2 separate regions of the Mus musculus genome follow, and region 2 is linked to region 1. Evidence: chromatin loops called from intact Hi-C (ENCODE). Cell type or tissue: heart. All regions are shown on one strand. Each heading gives the region's core, and the rest is flanking DNA. Links, peaks and the distances in the headings are about the cores only. Region 1 holds the start of Rcor3 (REST corepressor 3). Region 2 holds the start of Angel2 (angel homolog 2).

Region 1 (2,901 bases), core at 1-2,500:
CTTGGCAGCTGCTGCCGCTGTCCTGTGGTCTGGCTTCCCCGGGCTGGGTCGGCGCGCGGGGAGGGGTTGGGGGCGACCGGGGCGGTGTCGGGCACGGGCGTTTCCCCGCCCAGGTCCACACCGCCTCGGCAGAAAGAAAAACCAGGATCCCGTGTGCGCCGGGGTCGCAGGGCTCGCCCTTGGCTCGGGCTAATGACAGCAGGCGGTTGCCAAGCGTGGCCCTGCGGAGCCTGGCTGAGCCCCGGGTTCCCAGGGCGGGTCGGAGTGGCATCTGACCTGGGGTAGGTTCATGCACACACAGATCGCACGCCCTCTCCTGCAGCCCTTGGTTTTGCAGTCCCCACGCCCCGGGCCTCGGACCCGCGACCTCCGTGCGAAGCCACCAGCGTGCAAGTGCCGCGGGAGGGAACCATGTTCACCTTGCCATGCACACATCTACCCCCACGCCCTGTGTCACTGCCCAGCCGAGCCTGCCAGCCTCCCCGCCCGCGATGCCCTGCCCTGCCCTGCCCTGCCCTGGCCTCTCCTGGTGCGCCCCACACTCAACACCACGTAACTCCCTCCCATCCCGACGCCGGCCACCCCAGAGCAAGCCTGGGGGAAAAAAAAAGAGAGAGAGAGATGGGGTTTTCCTGTGAGCAAATATATCTACCTGGATCGAATTCAGGGATCCGAGCTTGGTATTCAGCTCCGACTCTCATCCCAACATCTGCAAAGCAATGCCAAGATATATGGTAAAATGGTAATAAATAAGGAGAGGAGAGGGGAAGGGCAAGGCAGAGACTCTCCAGCCGCGGGAGCGCGGGCGAGGCCGTGGCCGGGTGGGGGCGGGGAGGCGCGGGTCGCGGGCTGCGGCGGCACCGGGAGTTCCGGCGGCCGCGGCTCGGCTCCGAGGGGGAGGAGGGCGCGGGGAAGGGGGCCGGGCGGACGGGCGGGGGCGGGGAGCGCGGCGAGGTACCCCCGTGCTCGTCGTCGCTGCTGCAGCCGCTCTCGGGCTCCGAGAAGTGCAGCCCGCCGTTGGCCGAGGAGCCGCCGCCTCCCGCCGGGCTCTTGGCGCCGCCGTTGGCCGATCGGCTCTTCCCCAGTAACTCGGGCCCTTTCTCCATCATGCCGGGCATGGTAGAGGAGGGGGAGAGGTGGCGTCAGGGAAGGGGGAGACGGCTGGCGGGCGCGGGCGGGAGCGCGGAGGAGGAGGAGGAGGTGTTAATATGGAGCCGCCATCACCGCCCCGGTCGAGCCGTAGCGCAGTCGCCCCACACCGGCCCGCCCCGGCCCCGCCTCCCTCCCCTCCCCCGCCGCCGCCGCCCCGCGCCGTGCCACCCGGCCGAGCGCCCCTCGTGGCCGCGCGCTCCTCACTGGGCGGCCGCGATCACTCCGCCCTAGGGAGGTTCCGGCCGCGGGGCGGAGAGACCAGAGGGCCGGGACCCCGCGCGTCCCCAGCCGGCCGGTTCCCGGGCGCTCGAGGGCCGGGAGACGATGTGGAGGCCCCGGAGGCGGCATGGAGGGCGGGGAGGCGGCCTCTGCCCTGTCTCAGCTGAAGGAATTTGGCCTGCTGAGGCGGGGCCGCGGGGCGGGAGCTGCTCCCGTGACCGGGAACCCGGGATGGCGGTCTCAGGAGCTGCTCCGGTGAGGAGCGGCGGGGATGGCGGCCTTTGACAGGAGCTATGAGGATGGCGGCCTTGGACCGGAGCAGCTCCGGTGACGCGGGCAGGGGTTGGCGGCCTCAGACAGGAGCTGCTCCCGCGAGGTGCGCCCCGGGGTAGGAGCTGGGTCCTCCGGTTGGAGGCAGGATCGGTTCACTCCGGAATGAGACCGGCCCTAAAGACCTGGCGAGGCAGCTCCTCTCTGCTGTGAGGTCCGAGAGGGACTGAAAGGGCAGTATTTCCACTTGGCTCTTTCCCTTTTGCTGTCTAAGAAGCGAATGCCACGAGTGGGGAAATAAATAACCGAACTCTACCTTCCCCGGGCCAGTGCTATCTGGGTCGACACTGCCTGGGGTGGTGGCTCAGAGCAATTCTGGAGAGGGTGGAGAGAGAAGTGCTCTGCAGAGAGGTGCTGCTGCTGCAGAGAAAGGTGAGGCCAGCTGCCTTCTGGCAGTTTGCACCCAGTTGAAGATTGGCTGGACTGTATTTCTTCCCCAGATTTAAGGATATTTGCTTATGACATACTGTCTGGGCAAGGAGGACGATTTGTGTCTCAGGAGTAAAGGGGGGGGGGAGTTGCTTAATATACAGATGTGTGTCCTGCAGAATTTGGGGGTAACAGTAAAATTACCTTGAAGGTTAAAACTGTTCTTTGGAATTCTGTTACTGAGAAATAACAGACCTACTCAAGAATTCAGCCAAGAAAACTCTGGGATACAAGAATTAGGCCGGTCATCTGTCTAAAGGAGGGAGTATTTTGTCCGGGTGGAGAAACAGTACTGGTACTGGAAATAGTTGATTTTTAGCTCTATATGTGTCCATTAATTTTTGAACCACAACTCAACCTCCCCTCCCGTTTTATTTTTTGAGACAGGATTTCTATGTGTACTTCTGGCTGTCCTGGAACTCACAGAGATCCGCTTGCCTCTGTCTTCTGAGTGCTGGGAGTAAAGAGCTGCACCACCACACCTAGCATCGGTTCCTTTTTTTAAAAAACACATTGCTGAAGGATATTTTAAGTCTGATTTTTATTTTCTGCAAGGAGAAATGTTATGGACAACTGAAATGATATTTTATTTTTTACATTCCAACCTCTAATGAACACGACTCATCTCAGCCCTGTCACATCAGCTCCTTTGATCCTGGAGTACAAAAGCTAGAGCCTATAAAAAGAAAATTCAAGAAAAAAAAAAACCACAAAACAAAATAGAGGCCTCTTAATAGATACACTTTTTAACTCTGAAATAGTGCTGATTCA
Region 2 (2,901 bases), core at 222-2,721, 1.2 Mb before region 1:
TGTCTTTCGTCATCAAGAAACCTTCAAACTCATTGAAAGAATGCATCTTGACAGTTGGTGGTGCACGCCTTTAATCCCAACACTCTGGAGGTAGAGGCAGGTGGATCTCTGAGTTCCAGGTCAGCCTGGTCTACAGAGTGAGTTCCAGGACAGCCAGGGCTACACAGAGAAACCCTGTCTCAAACAAAGGAAAGGGAGGGAGGGAGGGAGGGAGGGAGGAAGGAAGGAAGGAAAGAAGGAAGGAAGGAAGGAAGGAAGGAAGGACCTTAATGCCATTTGCTTATTTCAAAACACTACATTTTTCTTTGCACAACAAGCAGAGGAGCTAAGGTGTGCTTGGAGGAGAAAGTCTGGTGATTGACAGGTCTTCCTTAAGTCTGCTCCAGTTAATAACCCTATCAATGATCTTTGTTTGCCGTATGTTGTGTAGTCAGTAGAGTACTAGGTTGAATAGATTTGAACAGGAGTCATGGACACTGTTCACAAGTCACTTACAATGTGATTATGGAACAAGGCATATAGGACACTACTGGCCACATGTAACTAACAACAACATTGTGATCACCCTTAGAAAATAGGACAGTATAAACCTCAAGCAGTCAGCCCCCATTTGTGGACACTGCGTTTGTAAACTGCCTACTCCCTAAAACCTACCTAAAATGTCCAAATCAATCCTCACAGTGTTTTGGTTTTTCTCCAACAAGGAGAAAGGCAAATTTTAGTTGCCTAGTGTGCTTGTCCCTGAGGTTAAACAAGGCACTCTGCCCTCTTGAGTTTTCAGACCGTAAAAAACTAACCTTTCTACCGACTACTTAGTGTCCCTTTCCCACAGTTTTACTGATTTTTCTATTAAAAGTGCCCCCCAAGTATACTGCTGCAAGATTCTGAGGTGACAAAAGTTAATGATGTAATATAGAGAAAATATGTGTACTAAATTATCTTCAATTAGGTATGTATCAGAAGACTGTTGGACAGAGTTTAACGTTAATGAAGTGACAATATAAATTAAATAAGGAACATGCATAAAACAAGACTTCATATTGGTTGATGAAAATGTGGTCCGAAGCCAAGTATGGCAGTACGTTGCTGGTGACCACAGTGCTCAGACAGGCATGTGAGATAAGTTTGACGAATGCCTGGACTGCACAAGACTTTTGTCTAAGGACACTCACGAGTGTGCGTGTGCAATCAGAGACTAGCTTTCCTCAGAGTTTGCTAATTCAGCATTCCTGACATGTTTACACAATATAACAACTGCAGATAAAGAGAAGGATATACACGAAGGATAAAGTATCTCTCAAAATTAACACAAGGAAAAGAACAAAACTTCCCAAGAAATTACTACCCACAGCTACACAGCTCTACCAAAGAAACTAAGCAAGCAGCGACCCTGGTTTCCAGTGCCCTCTGCCTCGCTATTCTCGCTGTCCCTTCTCCATTTATGTTTTCCAAGAAAGCTACGCTCGATCTGACAGACTCGGATCATCAACGCACTAATTAATGTACAAGTGGGTTCTCTGAGATTTGCACAAAATCAATTATAAAGTTCTACGGGAACCCACAGAATAGTATTTCCTCAACGTGGAAATCTACCTTTTGGATCTACGCAACCACGTAAATACACTTTAGGTCTCACGCAGCTCCTGCTCCTTCCTATGTCTTAAGAAAGCCGTCAAGCGCTAGCCTTCCGCCCTACCAGGAAATGGCTGTCCGCGCACGCTCTGCGCATGCCCGGAGTCGCACTGCTTAAAGGAACTGCCCCAGAAGGCAAGATGGTGACCGGGCCTGCGGCGAGACGCTCCTCCCAGCATGCCTAGCGGCCGGCCGGGAGCCGAGTGATGGGGATCCGGTAGGACCCGGCGAGCGGCCGAAGCTGAGGTGCAGCCGCGGGCCCGGGCGTTGGGCGCTCACAGAGAGCCAAGATGGAGACGTGGCGCTGTGTGAGGAGGGGCTACGGCCGCTGTGTGGCGGGGCGAGGCCGGTCAGTGGCGAGCGGCCGGCGGGATGGACAGAGGGAGGGACCTGGAGGGGCGGGCGGGGAGGGGAGGGGCGGGGCGGCGGGGCGCGGGAGGAAGGCGGAGGAAGAGGGTCCGCGGCGGGGACGCGCCAGGCGGCGCCCGGGGAGAGGTAACGCGCGGGCGGGCAGCAGCGGTGGCCGCGGCCTCCGGGATCCTGCGGGCCTCGCGCGGCCTCCACGCTCGCCGCCGCCGCCCGCGCGCAGGGCCCCGCCCGGAGGGAGGCTGCGCGCCCCGGGGTGGCTGGGCAGCGTCGGTCACGCGGAGGCCAACTTTCACCGCCACTCAAGTTCTTGCTCCGTCCTGGGTATTTTTCTTTCAATCCACTCTTTGAGAGCCTGGCGTGATGGCTCACGCCTGCACTTTCCACACCCCGGAGGCCGAGGCGGGAGGATAACCATGAATTTGAGGCTGGCCTGGATTAGGCAGCGAGCGTGACACTCCGCCTCCAAAAGTAAAAAAATAACTCACTTGAAATTTTAAAGCGCCACAGTACATGCAGCCTCTAATAATGTCACCCCAAGTAGTATCCACCGAATCTTAAATTGGATGTACGGATTATGTTTTTCTCCTATAAACTTTGAGGACTTAGTTATTAAGATTCCAGTGGTTTGTATAACCTTTGAAACTATATCGTACCACGCGTGGGAAATAGCACACTGTCGTTACATAAGCCGTTGGGATCTGCCCACTCCATTCCTGGTTCCTGTGCTATGGCATTTTCTGAGTACCAGCTGTGTGCTTGGCCCTTGGGTGGAGACTGGGCTTTCAGAGAATACTGAGGTTCGAACCCTCAAAAGCTCACTATCTTACAAGAAAAAGATGTGGTATAAATAACTGCCAATCCAAAGAATAAGCGTCACTGTGCAGGTTGCAGTATAGAAAC

Evidence for each region. A loop is a pair of places that touch in the nucleus more often than their neighbours do. Peaks named below come from ENCODE experiments on the same cell type or tissue, not always from the same donor. Only the 100,000 strongest peaks of a DNase experiment are listed, where the experiment ranks them.
Region 2: it touches region 1 in a loop (6-fold over the local background); 3 of 42 quality-filtered maps call a loop at or near these places.

The regions. Positions count from the first base shown.
Region 1 is chr1:192,136,781-192,139,681 of GRCm38, forward strand. Rcor3 (REST corepressor 3) reads right to left here and starts at 1,260. Exons shown (of 12, transcript NM_001346740.1): 1 at 959-1,260; 2 at 653-709. The coding sequence starts at 1,118. It overlaps Gm10516 (predicted gene 10516), which reads left to right and starts at 118. Exons shown (of 4, transcript NR_033536.1): 1 at 118-281. In heart, for the core only: a CTCF peak has its summit at 1,369; a DNase peak (open chromatin) is centred at 1,411; H3K4me3 peaks cover 2,439 bases; H3K27ac peaks cover 2,246 bases.
Region 2 is chr1:190,926,778-190,929,678 of GRCm38, forward strand. It overlaps Angel2 (angel homolog 2), which reads left to right and starts at 1,728. Exons shown (of 9, transcript NM_021421.4): 1 at 1,728-1,981. The coding sequence starts at 1,923. In heart, for the core only: no CTCF peak of the experiment used is centred there; a DNase peak (open chromatin) is centred at 1,784; H3K4me3 peaks cover 2,085 bases; H3K27ac peaks cover 1,704 bases.